Linked DNA regions of Homo sapiens: region 1 is linked to region 2. Evidence: chromatin loops called from intact Hi-C (ENCODE). Cell type or tissue: sigmoid colon. All regions are shown on one strand.

Region 1 (8,000 bases), 200 kb after region 2:
CGGATCACCTGAGCTCAGGAATTTGAGACCAGCCTGGCCAACATGGCAAAACACCATCTCTACTGAAAAAAAAAAAAAAAAATTAGCCAGACGTGGTGGCAGGCACCTGTAATCCCCACTACTTGGGAGGCTGAGGCGGGAGAATCTCTTGACCCGGAGGGCAGAGGTTTCAGTGAGCCGAGATTGTGCCACTGCACTCCAGCCTCAAACAAACAAAGAAACAAAAATAAAACATTTATGAAGTCCCTACTGTATACAGGACACATAACCATGCGATGACCACACAGAGCCGGGATAAGCGATGCTGAAAGTGCCTAGAGTCCTGGAGGAGTCCCCTGGCCCAGCTTGAGGGGTGCGAGCGGGTATCTGGGACAGCTTCCCTTGCAGGGGGACGTGTACATGGAGACCCAGTGAGGAAGAGGAGCTGGCTGAATAGAGAGGATGGAAGGGGTGTAACGGGGAGTGCTCAGTGTTTCAGTTTGGAGGTGCGTGGTGAGCGGAGGCCAGCAAGGTGGAGTAAGACAGGGAAGGACTTTTATGGTGGCCGTTCAGGTGAGCGAGATGGGAACTCCGTGCAGAGTGACAATGGCGGCAGATGACACCCCAGAAAGGAGGGATGGGGAAACCCGGAAGTTGAGAATTTCAAGATGTGGGGATTGTTGAGCCCAAAACTGCCCCCATGCCAACGGAACAAGGGCCGTGGTTGCAGGGAGGAGGAGCTCTGTGTGAGTTACTTACTGAGGGTGTAGGGAGGGGGAAAAAAACTTCAGTGTCGGCGGGGCGCGGTGGCTCACGCCTGTAATCCCACCACTTTGGGAGGCTGAGGCGGGTGGGACCAGCCTGGCCAACATGGTGAAATCCCACCACGCACTTCAGCCTGGGCAACAGGGGAGACTCTGTCTAAAAAAATAAAATAAAAAATTCACAGCAAGCCGGGGACGTGATGGCTCATGCCTATTATCCCAGCACTTTGGGAGGCAGAGGCGGGGGCATCACTTGAGCCCAAGAGTTTGAGACCAGCCTGGGCAACACAGCGAGACCCCGTCTCTATATAATAAATAAATACATACATAGAAACCCTGTCTCTACTAAAAACACAAAAAATTAGCTGGGCATGGTGGCACGTGCCTGTAGTCCCAGCTACTCAGGAGGCTGAGGCAGGAGAATTGCTTAAACCCGGGAGGCAGAGGTTGCAGTGAGCCGAGATCGCACCACTCCACTCCAGCCTGGGCAACAGAGCGAGACTCTGTCTCAAAAAAAAAAAAACCAACAAAAAACTTCAGTGCCTCAGTTTCCCCTTTTGCAAAATGAGATGTACCTTTTCTGCAAGCCCTTAAGTGGCGGTTCCATGTGGCCCAGTGGGAGTCAGATGCCCCCCACCTTGGGCCTCAAGAGGGAGTGGGGTGTGTGGACAGCGGGAAGTGTTAAGGAGAGCCCCCTCCCTCCCATTTACTTGTAGGTTCGAGATTGAAATTGAGCCCATCTTTGGGATCTTGGCTCTGTATGATGTGCGGGAGAAAAAGAAGGTAGGAGGCCCTTTTTTCTCTTTCCTCCCCTTCCTTCTCCTTGTTGGGGGGCTGTGGGCTTCCCAGAGGTGGTGGCCCAGCTGCCTCTGGTGTCCCCAGATCTCGGAGAACTTCTACTTCGACCTGAACTCGGACTCCATGAAGGGGCTGCTTCGGGCTCATGGCACCCACCCTGCCATCTCCACCCTGGCCCGCTCTGCCATCTTCTCTGTGACCTACCCCTCACCTGACATCTTCCTGGTCATCAAGGTGCCTGCTGGGGCTGGGCAAGGGGGTGGTAATGGCGAATGTCACTGATTTAGTCCCTGCCTTCACAGAATGAGACAGATACATCACCAAGAAGGGTAATCAGGGCTGTTGTGGGGGAAACACAGGCAGGGAGGAGGCCCCTGATCCAACTCAGGTGGGGAGAAATCACCAAGGGCTTCCAGGGAGAGGCGACAGTTGAGCTGATAACTATACGTGGGCAGCCTGGGGAGAAAAGCCATCCCTAGGCACATGTGACAGGCTGGGGTCCTCGGAGGTGGGTGAGATGCTGTTGGGAAGTTTGTGGACAGATGAAAGACATAGTTGGCACCCTCATTTGAGATTTTCTGTTTCTGGGAGGGAGGTCAAATTTCTTTTCTCAAAACCTTCTATTAGTTTGCAATGATGAAATGAATCCAGTATCCACAGGCAGGTGCTGCTATGGTCACGCTTCACAGGGATCCCTCCTTCAGTCCTCACCACAGGGCCTAAGGTGGAGGGGTGCCATGGTTCCCATTTTCCAGATGGGGAAACTGAGGCACAGAGTGGATAGGGTCCCACTGCCCAGGGTCCCACAGCCCCTGAGTGGTCAGGATTGGAGTCTAGGCCTCATGGCTCAGAGCCATGCCCAGAGTGGCCTCTATTTACACTAACAAAGAAAAATGTAGGGAAGGCCAGGCACAGTGACTCACAACTGTAATCCTAGCACTTTGGGAGGCTGAGGCGGGAGGATCGCTTTAGCCCAGGAGTTTGAGACCAACCTTGCCAACATGGTGAAACCCATTCTCTACTAAAAACACAAAAATTGGCTGGGCGCGGTGGCTCACGCCTGTAATCCCAGCACTTTGGGAGGCCGAGGCAGGCAGATCACCTGAAGTTGGGAGTTCCAGACCAGCCTGACCAATGGTGAAACCTCGTCTCTACTAAAAATACAAAAATTAGCGGGACGTAGTAGCAGGCGCTTGTAGTCCCAGCTACTTGGGAGGCTGAGGCAGGAGAATTGCTTGAACCCGGGAGGCAGAGGTTGCAGTGAGCCGAGATTGTGCCATTGCACTTCCGTCTGGGTGACAGAGCGAGACCCCATCTCAAAAAAAAAAAAAAAAAAAAAAAAAAAGCCAGGTGTGGTGGGTCATGCCTGTAATCCCAGCTACTCAGGAGGCTGAGGCAGGAGAATTGCTTAAACTCAGGAGGCAGAGGTTGCAGTGAGCTGAGATCCCATCACGCACTTCAGCCTGGGCAACAGGGAGACTCTGTCTAAAAAAAAAAATTCACAGCAAGCCTGTTATCCCAGCACTTTGGGAGGCAGAGGCAGGGGCATCACTTGAGCCCAAGAGTTTGAGACCAGCCTAGGCAACATAGCGAGACCCCTGTCTCTATATAATACATACATACATACATACATAAATGTAAATAAATAAGTAAATTTAGGGAAAATATCACCAGCTAAAGGTAGGCTTGGAGGTTAGGGGTAGATCTGAAGAATGGGAGGGAGTAGCCACCAGGCAGGCCAACACTAACCCTTGATCCCAAGGACAGCGGGAGCCATGGGAGGTGTTGGAGCAAAGGCCTTCATATGTTAGGAGTGTCCGAGGGCCCATGAGGGGTCCAGGAGGCTGGGGAGCCAGCACGGGGGAACAGAGCGTTCGGGCAGCGCCTCACTGGATTCATTCATCTGCCCCGCAGTTGGAGAAGGTGCTTCAGCAAGGGGACATCAGTGAGTGCTGTGAGCCTTACATGGTGTTGAAAGAAGTGGACACAGCCAAGGTAAGCGTGTGGAGGCTGGACTAGGGGCAACAGATCCCTGACTCAGCAGGGCTAGGATGCTGAGCTGGCAGGGGACGGGGTCTCCCCACAGAACAAAGAGAAGCTAGAGAAGCTGCGCCTGGCGGCCGAGCAGTTCTGCACCCGCCTGGGCCGCTACCGCATGCCCTTCGCCTGGACGGCCGTGCACTTGGCCAACATCGTGAGCAGCGCTGGGCAGCTGGACCGGGACTCTGACTCGGAGGGCGGTGAGGAGGCGGGGCTAACAGGCTTGGGGCGGGGCTAAAGGGTGGTGCTGACAGGCCTGGGGCGGGGCTACGGGGCGAGGGGGTGCGCCCTCTGCTGGCCGAACTGTGCCGCCCCTGAGTCTCCCTGTTTCATCTTGGTCCCCCTTTTGTCATTGTCATTCCCTCCCCTAGAGCGCCGGCCAGCCTGGACAGACCGCCGCCGTCGGGGGCCCCAGGACCGGGCGAGTAGTGGGGACGACGCCTGCAGCTTCTCTGGCTTCCGTCCAGCCACGCTAACTGTCACAAACTTCTTTAAGCAGGTGTCCTACCCTGGGGCCAGGGACTCTCCCACTCCCCGCTGGCTGCATTAGCCCTGGGGACCCCTAGCCCCCTGGCCCAGGCTGACGGGAGTGGGTCCCATGTAGGAGGCTGAGCGACTCAGTGACGAGGACCTCTTCAAGTTCCTGGCTGACATGAGGCGCCCGTCGTCCCTGCTGCGGCGACTACGTCCTGTGACTGGTGCGTGGCACACCCCATACACAAGAAGTATCACTCTCACTCAGCCACTCAACAAACCTACACTGAGAGCACCTACTGTGCCAGGGGCATCAGAGACCCAACGATGACCATGATGGACAAATCCCTGACCTCAGGGGCTGGCTACAGCTTCTAATGGGGACCATAGACAAGAAGCAGAATAAATAAGATGGATACAGCGTCAATAGGTGGTTAATGGCAGCGGGGCAGGCAGGGGTCCTGGGGGCAGAGTTGATCAAATGTAGGGGTAAGGCTGGGGTGCAGTGGCTCAAGTCTGTAACGCCAACACTTTGGGAGGCTGAGGCAGGAGGATGATTGTTTGAGCCCAGGAGCTCAAGACCAGCCTGGGGGCCAGGTGTGATGGCTCATACCTGTAATGCCAGCACTTTGGGAGGCCGAGGCGGGCAGATCACTTGAGGTCAGGAGTTTGAGACCAGCCTGGCCAACATGGTGAAATTCCATCTCTACTAAAAATACAAAAATTCACCAGGTGTGGTGGCACACACCTGTAATCCCAGCTACCTGGGAGGCTGAGGCAGGAGAATCACTTGAACTGGGGAGGCAGAGGTTGCAGTGAGCCGAGATCGCCCCACTGCACTCCAGCCTGAGCAACAGAGTGACTCCACTTAAAAAAAAGAAAAACAAAAACGAAAAAAAATTTAGGGTGACAGACAGCAGAGTTGAGGGCAATTTCTGGCCTTGGCGCCTGAGGGACACAGCCCCCAGTCCCCAGAGAACATCATGGGAGAGTCTGCCCTGACTACACAGCCCAGAAAGGGTGGGCTGAGCCAGGAGGCTCCCAGGCAGGTGCAAACCGGTTCTTCCCTTCCCAGCCCAGCTCAAGATCGACATTTCTCCGGCTCCTGAAAATCCCCACTTCTGCCTCTCCCCTGAGCTGCTTCATATCAAGCCCTACCCGGACCCCAGGGGCCGGCCCACCAAGGAGATTCTGGAGTTCCCCGCCCGCGAAGTCTATGCCCCCCATACCAGCTACAGGTACGGCCTCTGGGGCCCAGCTGGGCACTTGAATGGGAGGTATTCATACATCATGCTGGGTGGGGTCTCCCTAAGCCAAGGACACACACAGACACCCTGGGTGAGATGCCACGACTCTGCTTTAATGAGGGGTGTGTAGGCATGAAAGGGTACATGTCCTTCCTCCACCCCTCCCCAATGGGGCTACATCCTCTGCCTTTGTCCCCGCCTGCGTCTGTCTCTGCTCTGTGCTCAGAAGTGGGGCCCGGCGCCCTGGCTGATCCCAGTGAACAGGCAGCTCCTCCCTGCACAGGGGCCTCACGGGGCGTGGAAGTGTTCCTTGCAGCATGATTGGTCCTCAGTTCCATCCAGGCAGATTCAGGCTGGGAGCGCCGCTGTGTGGAGTCTGGGGAGGGAGATGTGGCTCAGCCCAGGTGAGGGGGCCCCTTTCCAGCTGCCCTGTGCGCCCCCCATCCAACTGCCCTGCCTGCCAAACCCCTGCCAGGCTCACCTCTCCTGGATCTGTCGCAGCCGATGCTGCTGTGCCACCATCTCCCGCCTCTGCCGCTGCACGTGGCCTGTGAGGGCCCATAGGATGTGGCTCTGCTTGTCAGCGTGAGCCTGTGGGGGTCAGAATGGAAACCTCAGCCGACAGCCACCTCACCTCCCATCCCCTGACCCTCTGCCCCAGCCCCTCATTGTATCTGTGTGACCCAGCAAGTCAACAATGCTCTTTGGCCTCAGTTTCCCCATCTGTAAAATGGGGATAAAATAGGACTCACTTCATGGGGAGGTGATGAACATCCTATGGATTTTTTTTTTTTTTTGAGTCTCTCTCTGTCACCCAGGCTGAGTGCAATGACACGATCTCAGCTCACTGCAACCTCCACCTCCCAGGTTCAAGCGATTCTCCTACCTAAGCCTCCTGAGTAGCTGGGACTACAGGCATGTGCCACCACGCCCAGCTAATTTTTTGTATTTTTAGTAGAGACGGGGTTTCACCATGTTGGCCAGGGTGGTCTCGAACTCCTGACCTTAAGTGTTCCACCCACCTTAGCTACCCAAAGTGCTGGGATTACAGGCATGAGCCACCATGCCCGGCCATCATATGGATTATTAAAGGGCATAGAACAGTGCTGGGTACTTACTGGGTGCTCACAAAATGTTACCAGTTTCTCTAGTAGTAAGAATTTATTGGCCAGGTGTAGTGGCTCACACCTGTAATCCCAGCACTTTGGGAAACCGAGGCAGGCAGATCCCTTGAGGTCAGGAGTTCGAGACCAGCCTGGCCAACATGGTGAAATCCCATCTCTACTAAAAAATACAAAAATTAGCTGGTGCACCTGTAATTCCAGCTACTCAGGAGGCTGAGGCAGGAGAATCACTTGAACCTAGGAGGTGGAGGTTGCAGTGAGCCAAGATCACACCACTGCACTCCAGCCTGGGCAACAGTGAGACTCTGTCTCAAAAAAAAAAAAAAAAAGAATTTATTGAGCACCAACTGTGTGCCCGCCCCATGCTGAATATTTTACCTGCATTGAGTACCTGGCCCTACTGTGAGATATCAGGTGTTGCCCTTATTTGCAACTGAGGCACACAAAAGGGAAACTGAGGCACACAAAAGGACTTGAGTTTTGTCTGGGGACATGCAGGGTAGAGGCCACAGAGCTGGGAGGCTGATCTGGGAGGTCTTTGGGACTCAAGGTGCAGAAGCGAGTTCTGGCCGGAAATCAGGGTCTCAGCCCACTAGGGTTGGGGGAGCTCCTTACCTTTAAGACCTCAAATTCTCGGTAGGCAGGGCCCAGCCAGGCGCTCCTCAGCTGGACTTCTAGCCGCTGCACGCTGTCCCGTAGCACCTTCTGTGCCTGGGCCACCTCCCCCAGCACCTCAGCTGTGGCCTCTGCCTGCAGCTGCAGAATATCCTCCTCCATCTGCTTAATAAACAGTGGGTCACTAGTAGGATGTCCAACTCATCTTTGTGTACCTAAGGACTTGCCTGAGTTTATCGCTGAAAATCTTGTATCCCAGGAATCCCTTCAGTCCTGGGCAAACCAGGATGGTTGGTTACCCTAGACACGAACTCCTCTTTGGACTCCTGGCCACCCCACAGTGTCGCAGCTACGGTGCCCACCTGAGTCTCCAACAGGCTTGCCCGAAGTTCCTGGGCTGCATCCCGGCCCCGGCTGACCTCCTGCCCCAGGAGTTCTATTGTGCGGCCATAGAGACCCAGGCTGTTCCTGGCCTTTGTCAGCCGTCCCTCCGTGGTCCTGTACACACCGTTGAGGGCCTGGCCCAGCTGCAGGGTCCCATGGAAGAGCAGGGTCAGCTCCTCATGCTGTGCCAGTTCTGGGCCGCCCATGGGGGCCGCTGAGGCAGGCCGGGTCACCATTGCCAGGGCCCAGAGCAGGCACAGAGCAGGCACTGGCATGACTGAGGGTCTAAGGTATAGCCACAGCACTGTCACTGAAGCCTTTTATGCCTCATACCCCCACTGATCCCCAGTCAATCGTTAACTGGCCGACCTGGTGCCCCGCATTGCACAAGGGCCTGGCAGTGGTGCGATAGTTGCATCAGGCGAATGTCCGGCTAGGCCACGCCGGGATCACGCTTCCTGGGGCTCAGGGCCAGGTGTGGGTGGGGGGCATTGGGAGAGGACGGGCCCCAGACCCTGCTGGGAGTTCCTGAGACTCACCATGCTGAGCCTGTTTCTCCATCTATGAATAGGCAT
Region 2 (8,000 bases):
TTTGTACTTTTCATGCCAGAAAATAAAAGTTCAGAATCTTAAGGCCTTGGGTGATCTCTGCACCGCTGCGCGGGGAGCACGCAGGAGCAGCCTGTGTAGTAGCGCCCAGGCCCCCGTCCTTCTCTGGGCCTGGGTCTGTCTGCAGCAGGGGCTTTGGCCCCGGGAGGGAACCCTTGGCCTCCACAGAGCACAGATGAGACCCAGGGAAGGTGGGACACGGGCCCGGATGGATGCTCAAGACAGAAATGGTCCAGGGTCCATCCACCTGGTATCTTCAGGAGTGATCCCCAGATGGTGGGGGAGGCCCGGGTGGGATCTGCAGAAAGCTGCGTCCCCTGCGCTCAACCCCTGCCCACACCCCGGTCCACACCCCAGCAAAGCGAGGCAGACACAGACAAGTTTGGGTGGGGGATCACATTTATTGTATTGAGGTCACAGGTCAAGTCATTCACTAGTCCCCACTAGGAGGGGTGGCAGGGACAGGGCTGGGGGTGGTGGGGCGAGTCACCAAGGTGGGGGGCCCAGGGAGGGCAAGCTCCTTTACCCATCTTTGAAGGCTGTTGGGGCCTGGGAATGTGGACCAGCCCCGCCTGGGCCCCAGAGCAGGGCACGAAGCCCCACAAAGGTCCTGCCGCCACAGAGGAGGGCAACAGAGCCACAGGCAGGCCCAGAGGGGCGGGTGGACGGCACTGCAGGGGCTGGCTTCATGCCTTCTTGAGGTTCTGGGGCAAGAGAAAGACCAGATTAGAAAGCTGGGGACAGCTGGACATGGTGATGTTTGCCTGTAGTCCCGGCTGCTTGGGAGGCTGAGGTGGGAGGATCATTTGAGGCCAGGAGTTGACCAGCCTGGAGACCTTGTCTATTTTCTCTTATTATTATTATTTTTTTTTTTTGAGAGTCTCACTCTGTAGCCCAGGCTGGAGAGTGCAGTAGCATGATCTTGGCTCACTCCAACCTCTACCTCCTGGGTTCAAGTGATTCTTGTGCTTCAGCCTCTTGAGCAGCTGGAACTACAGGCACCTACCACCACACCCAGCTAATTTTTTTGTATTTTTAGTAGAGATGGGGTTTTACACCATGTTGGTCAGGCTGGTCTCAACCTCCTGACCTCAAGTGATCCGCCCACCTCAGCCTCCCAAAGTGCTGGGATTACAGATGTGAGCCACGACGCCTGGCCTATTTAGTTTCAAAAGTAAAAAAATCTTTTTTTAAAAAGCAGGGGATGGCCAGACATGGTAGCTCAAGCCTGTAATCCCAGCACTTTGGGAGGCTGAGGAGGGCGGATCACGAGGTCAGGAGATCGAGACCAACCTGGTTAACACAGGGAAACCCCATCTCTACTAAAAATACAAAAAAATTAGCCAGGCGTGGTGGCGGCGCCTGTAGTCCCAATTACTCAGGAGGCTGAGGCAGGAGAATTGCTTGCACCCAGGAGGTGGAGGTTGCAGTGAGCCGAGATCGCGCCATTGCATTCCACATTCCAGCCTCGGCAACAAGAGTGAAACTCCATCCAAAAAAAAAAAGGCAGGAGATGGCCGGGTGTGGTGGCTCATGCCTGTAATCCCAGCACTTTGGGAGGCCAAGGCAGGTGGATCATCTGAGGTCAGGAGTTCGAGACCATCCAGGCCAACATGGTGAAACCCCATCTCTACTAAAAATTAGCCAGGCATGGTGGTGCACACCTGTAATCCCAGCTACTTGGGAGGCTGAGACAAGACAATTGTTTGAACCCGGGAGGTAGAGGTTGCAGTCAGCTGAGGTCGCATCACTGCACTCCAGCCTGGGCCAAAGAGTGAGACTCCACCTCAAAAAAACAAAACAAAAAAGCAGGGAACATGGGGACACAGGTTGATAGAGTGGCCATGTGGGTCCATCTTCCTCAGGGCCCGCCGCCTCCCCTTGCTGGGGCAGGCCGACGAGACTCCACCTCCCCGCCCACCTCTGCGCCCATCCAGCTAGAGCTCGTCATGGTCGTCTTCGGTGGGTGCTTCAGGCGGTGGCTCCGGGCAGGCGGCTGGCGTCATCAGCTCCATGAGGTACTCGCAGCGACTGGGCTCTGTGGTGCTGGTCACCATGGTCTCTTTCCCGCACAGGAGGCGCACCTGGGGATGGGCAGACGGGTGCTCGAGAGGGTTCGGCTGGGCCAGGCCTGGGTCTCCCCGCCCCAGCTCCCCTGCCTTGCAGGCACTCACGGTGGTGGAGCGGTTGGGGCCCTGCCAGCAGCCCGTGCCTTGCTCATACTTCATGGCACTGAACTTGTCGTGGTCGGGGCCAATCCATGAGCCCCAGGTGCTGTGAGAGACACAGGGTGCTGAGGGCTGGGCCGGTGTCGGGGCACCAGGAGGAGGCAGAGGGAAGGGGCCAGCCCAAGCCACTCACCCAAGGCTGGTGGGAGAGCCCCCGAGTTTGGGTTTCTGCGAGACAAGCTTGAAGGGGCAGAGGCGGTAGACGTATCTGTGGAGGACCGGGACATATGGGTTGGGGAACGCAGGGATTCCAGCCTCCTCCCACAGCCACCCCCCACCGCCTCCTCCAGTCCCCACACACAGGGTACCTCCAACTCCAATGACCAACCCTAAACCTGGCCCCTGGCTTCTGCTCCCCCTCAATATGGAAGGCAGCACTCTCGGGCCCCACCCGCAGATGGTTCCCCAACCATCAGGAAACTGCCGGTGCCACTTCCGGGGCCACCCGCCTCCCACCCTGCCAGTGGGGGCCCCTGCATTCCTGGGACGCACTCGTTGGTGGTGAGCTCGTAGCACTGGCTGTACAGGTAAGCAAACTCCCCGTTGGGGCCAAAGTCAAAAGAAATCTCTTGCTCCAGGTTCCTGGAAGGGGAGGCGGAGCGGTTAAGGGGCAGCTGGGGACGCCAGTGCCTGACCCAGGACGACAGACACAGGAGGGTCTGGCTGAGCAATGGTGCCCAGGCTGTCCTCCCTGCCACCTCCCAGGGACCCTCCCTGCAGGGACCAGGCCCAGCCTGTGGTTGCCTCAGTGATTCCCCATCACCAGCTCCCCTGGGAGTCAAGGAGCAGTCGCTGTGGGACAGGTGTCCCCGCTCCTCAGCCCCCGCTACCTGATGGACTCCTCCATGTCCTTCAGCGACCGCTCGGCCTCCTCGAACTTGTTGCGGGCCTCCTGGGCAGCTGGGAGAGGGGTTGGAGGTCAGAGATGTCCTCAACCCCATCCAGGAGGATGGGGAACGGGGTTCCATGGATGTGGCTGTGTGCTCCCATACCCTCATTTTGCTCTGGCCAAGGACTTCACCCCGACAGCCTTGAGGGCCTCACCAGCTATAGAGCAGCCCCGACTTGCTGCCCAGGCTCCCAGCTCCTGAGCGAGTGGGGCCAGGAGTGACACAAACAAGCTGCGGCCCTTGGGGAGGCAGAAGGGCCCCTTGGGGCTGGCGAGGGTGGGACTGGCTTACCCTAGGCCCCCTTCCTGGACTCCCCAAGATACTGGGGCTTGTGCTGGCCGAGTCAGAGCAGGGTCTAAGCTCAGGATCTTCCCTCGACCTGTGCCACCACGGCAGGAAACGCTGGGCCCACCCGAGGAGCCTGGCCCCCGCCCACCCTCACCATCGATGAAGGCCTGCGTCTGCTCGTCGTAGGGCGGCATTTTGTCTTCCTCAGCAGGGCTGGCCGGCTGCGGGGGTGACAGTGGCGGTGGGGCCTCCTGGGGCAGGGGCAGGGTCAGTGAGTAGCCCTTCCCCCACCCTCTCTGTCTCCACTTCTCCCCCAAACACGGACCTTGGGCTGCTCCCCCTGCACCTCGGAATCCTCCTCCTCCTCCTCTTCTTCAGCCTCTTCTTCCTCCTCCTCCTCCTCCTCCTCCTCCTCCTCTGTGGGCGACGAGGGCACTGGCGGCTGCTCCTCCTTGGGCTCCGTCAAGTCAGGGGCAGAAGGTGCTGGAAGGTCGGTGGGCAGTGCCTGGCGGGTGAGCAGTGCGGTCGGTGTTGTGGACTCAGGGTCCACCCACACCCTCAGGCTCACACCACAGCCCAAGGGGCAGCCTCGGTGTCTCTGCCCCTCCTGCGGGGCCTGCAGGGAGGACCGACAGCTGGGGTCGGGGGGTCTCGGTGGGGGGTGCTGGGGCCACCCAGCTGGCCAGGGTGGCCAGGTGCCAGAACCAGAGGCAGCTCCTTTGTGAGGCGGGGTGGGGGCAGTGTGGTGGGAGGACCAAGTCCCCTCCCTTCTCCTCCACTGACCTCGGACCGGTACTTGTCCCTGATGGCGGCCCAGACGCGGTCGTAGAAAGAGGTGGCGTCTGTCTGTGTGTCCCCACTGAGGAGGGCCTGTGTGTGTTGGGGGTGGTGTCAAGATCTAGGCCACCACGTGTCCCCCATCTCGGCCACCCCGGCACCCGGGCTGCGGTGCCAGGCACGGGAGGGCTGGGCCCCGGGCCCTGATGACCAGGCCAGGGCCACGCCAGTGAGGCACTGCGGCCAGGAGGGGGCAGCACAGGCCCGTGGGAGGGGAGGAGGAGACCAGGGGCTGGAGTGGTTGGGGGCACTGAGACAGAAAGAGAGAAGCAGATGGACAAACGGACGTACAGATGGAGGAAGAGAGAGCCCAGGACCAGAGAGGGCCAGGCCCTCCAAGGGAGAGGCCAAGGCCCAGGCTGCAGATGGAGAGGGAGAAACCCAGGGGTGGGCAGAGAAGGGAGGCCAGAAGCCAGGGGCCACGGGGAAGGAGGAGGATAGGAAAGGAGACAGACAGGGGACGAGGGTGTGGGGGAGGAGGGGAATAGGGCAGGACAGGGGTGGGGGAGGAAGGGGATTGGGTGCTCAACAGCGGGTAGAGTGGGGGCAGGTGCGGGGAAACGGGCTCCAGCGCGACCTGGCTCCATCCCGGGTCCTGCCAGGCGGGAAGCGGCCCTGAGTGGCTGCCATCCCAGCTCACCCAGAGGAGGCATCCCAGGCCAGCAAGGAGCTTTCCTTGGTCCCCCTCCTGTGCCCTGAGGTCACCCTGGGGCAATGCTCCCTAGAAGTCCCCAACCAAGGGGCAGCCGGGGGTACCTGAGCTTCCGCTTCTGACAACGCCCCATCCCCATCTGTGTCCAGCTCCGGGTGAGTCTGCAGCTCAGTCACCGAGACCCTGCGGGGGCGTGGCAGAAGCAGACTGGAGGGGTGAGGCCCCAGTGGCTCTCAGTTGGGGGCACCATGTGGCCCACCTGTTCTTCCCTGCAGGGCCCCACCCTGGAACTTGCTTCAGGACCTCAAGGTGTAGGGGCCTCCCCACCCTCCTGCCCCCTCCTCAGGACTCCATGACCCCAAAGGAGCTCAAAGTAAGGGGTGGGACTGGGAGATACCTGGACCCCCAAATGTCCGATGACCTCTCTACCAACTCACCCAGGTGGCACCTCCTTCCACCCCAGGACCCGGCACATTGAAGCTGCCATCTGCCTTGGTCCCCCACCCAGCAAAGCCCACCCCCACCCTTGCCCATTCGGTCCCTCTGAAGCCCCCTGCTCCTTGGCACCTGACATCTCCTAGGCTCCCCGTGTGCCTCTCAGCCCCCAAAAGTCCACCCTCCACCAGGTAACCCAGCAAGCTCAGAGGCACAGCCAGGATTCGAACCCAGGTCTGGCTTTCCCCAGAGCGTAGTGGGGCTGGGAAAAGCCATCCGATCACTAGATGCCTAGACACACTCCCTGAGGCTGAGGGTCTGTGCCCAGCTCCTGGGGAGAGGGTGGTCCCCCTATCTCCTCGCCCAGGGCATCCTGGACCTGGCCATCCACGAGTAAGAGGCGGGGTCACACGGGGCTTGGGATCAGCCTGGACCCCACGCCGGGGGAACCCAAGGAGGATCTGGCTGGTTTCTAGAGGCGAGGGTGGCGGGGAGGGAAACCCAGGCCCACGGAAAGGTGGGCAGCTCCAACTAGGGGACACTCACGTCCCGTCCATGTCATCATCCAGCTCCTTGAAGGCATCAGCCGCCAGCTCCTGCTCCTGTTGGGCCTTGGCAGCAGCCAGCTGCTCTGTAAAGAAGCCACCTCTGTCACCCCCTGCCCACCCACCGGCTCCCATCAGCCCCCGCACCCCACAGGGTCGTTTGCCACCAAGCGCCTACTATATGCCTGGCCCCATGCTGGACCCTGAGGACACGACTGTGGAGGAGACAAAGGTCCCTGCCCTTACCAGGGGAGAACAGACGAAGAGCAAGGTGAATGGTTGAAGCCTGGTTGTGTTGGGGGAGACCGGGACAAGGTGGGGAGTGCAGAGGCAGGAGGGCCACTGGTGGGGCTGGAGCAGGGAGGTGGGAACCCAGGTGGCAGAGGGCAGCCCTGTCAGGCCACTGTTGGGACAGAGGTGGGGGCGAGGGCAGAAGCCAGGTGATAACAAGGGCTGGCCCAGGCTGGGGACTGAGGAAGAAGCACGGAGCAGAGGCAGATTCTGGGGAGACGCAGATGGAGTGCGCAGACGGTCAGAGGTGGGAGGTGGGGTTGGGGAGAGGAGAGCGACCACTGAGACTTTAGGTTTAGGACCTGGCAGAGGCATGTCGGGGCAGGGCTGGCAGGAATGAGACTTCATGGCCAAGGATGCTGGGAGATGGGGAGGATACAGGGAGGGAGACCGGTCCTGGGGGCATCTTGGGGGTCCCCAGGGCTGCTCCCAGGAAGAGGGGCCAGCCGGACAGAAGGGGACCGAGCCTCTGTCCCAAAAGTCCCTCCTTTGTCTGTCGCTACTCTAACCTAAGCAGAGCGGAAAGCAGCCACAACAGCGGCTCCAATGATTAACTTCCTACTGTATACCAGGATTCAGTTCCCACTGTATACCAAGCTCCAGCTTGGTCCTCTACAAACAGAATAAAAACAGCTGGTATTTCCTCTAGAGAGTCTTAGGTCACCCCAGGACATCCCGCATGTCCCAGGAGACCCGGCTGACACTGTTCTGAGTCTCACAGATGAGGGCCTGAGGGGTCCCTGACCTTTCTGTGGGTGAAGGGACCTGCCCATAATCACCTAGCCAGTGAGAGGTGTAGCCTGGGGCCCAATCCAGGCCATCTACCCTCGGAGCCCTGGCTCAGCCCCGCCACCCTTTGGGAATCTGGGTCAAAACATGGCGCTTCCCTCTGATTCCACAGCTCCACACTGAGAACACATCCTGAGGAAAATCAGGCCTGAGCTTGCCCAGACCCAAGTGAAAGGAAGCTTGCAACACGACAAAGATTCAGGGGCAGACAGAGCCAGACAGTGAATTCCCTTTCTACATGCAATGTGGCCTTACCAAAAAACACCAGGCTCTAGCACCAAAAACAAATGAAGAAGGGAAATAATATCTTCAGTTGCAGACAGAGCTGGGCACCGTGGCTCATGCCTGTAATCCCAACACGTTGGGAGGCCAAAGCAGGCCACCTGAGGTCAGGAGTTCAAGACCAGCCTGGCCAACACGGTGAAACCCCGTCTCTACTAAAACTACAAAAATTAGCCGGCTGTGGTGGCAGGTGCCTGTAATCCCAGCTACTCAGGAAGCCTAGGCAGGAGAATCACTTGAACCCAGGAGGTAGAGGTTGCAGTGAGCAGAGATCGGGCCATTGGCACTTCAGCCTAGGCGACAGAGTGAGACTCCATCTCAAAAATAAATAAACTAAAAAAAAATCTTCAGTTGCAGACAAAGGGCCAAACCCCAGATAGAAAAAGCTCTTTATTATTTTTTTTAGATGAAGTATTGCTTTGTCACCCAGGCTGGAGTGCAGTGGCGAGATCTCAGCTCACTGCAACCTCTGTCTCCCGGGTTCCAGCGATTCTCCTGCCTCAGCCTCCCAAGTAGCTGGGACCACAGGCAGATGCCACCATGCCAGGCTAATTTTTTTTTTTTTTTTGAGACGGAGTCTCACTCTGTTGCCAGGCTGGAATATAGGGGCGCAATCTCAGCTCACTGAAAACCTCCAACTTCCTGGTTCAAGCAATTCTCCTGCCTTAGCCTCCCGAGTAGCTGGGATTACAGGCACACACCACCATGTCCAGCTGATTTTTGTATTTTTAGTAGAGATGGGTTT

The links. Hi-C counts contacts between places; a loop is a spot of excess contacts. Peaks named below come from ENCODE experiments on the same cell type or tissue, not always from the same donor. Only the 100,000 strongest peaks of a DNase experiment are listed, where the experiment ranks them.
Region 1: a loop joins it to region 2, with 10 times the contacts of the local background. A loop is called at or near these places in 8 of 110 quality-filtered maps.

Annotation. Positions count from the first base shown.
Region 1 is chr19:11,239,338-11,247,337 of GRCh38, reverse strand. DOCK6 (dedicator of cytokinesis 6) reads left to right here. Exons shown (of 48, transcript NM_020812.4): 8 at 1,460-1,526; 9 at 1,626-1,775; 10 at 3,456-3,536; 11 at 3,628-3,781; 12 at 3,953-4,080; 13 at 4,186-4,279; 14 at 5,131-5,293. ANGPTL8 (angiopoietin like 8) reads right to left here and starts at 7,719. Exons shown (of 4, transcript NM_018687.7): 1 at 7,404-7,719; 2 at 7,042-7,203; 3 at 5,784-5,893; 4 at 5,395-5,678. The coding sequence starts at 7,700. The coding sequence ends at 5,651. RefSeq lists an enhancer at 3,047-3,857. In sigmoid colon, a CTCF peak has its summit at 3,884 (motif pointing left); a DNase peak (open chromatin) is centred at 3,797; H3K27ac peaks cover 441 bases.
Region 2 is chr19:11,443,368-11,451,367 of GRCh38, reverse strand. PRKCSH (PRKCSH beta subunit of glucosidase II) reads right to left here. Exons shown (of 18, transcript NM_001289104.2): 8 at 5,895-5,979; 9 at 5,018-5,096; 10 at 4,208-4,294; 11 at 3,750-3,929; 12 at 3,579-3,675; 13 at 3,077-3,146; 14 at 2,739-2,828; 15 at 2,380-2,454; 16 at 2,193-2,292; 17 at 1,940-2,102; 18 at 400-722. The coding sequence ends at 1,956. It overlaps ELAVL3 (ELAV like RNA binding protein 3), which reads left to right. Exons shown (of 7, transcript NM_001420.4): 7 at 1-42. Among named protein-coding and RNA genes, the nearest start is that of PRKCSH, 12 kb to the right of the region's middle. In sigmoid colon, a CTCF peak has its summit at 4,459 (motif pointing right); DNase peaks (open chromatin) are centred at 2,127, 3,904, 4,437 and 5,173.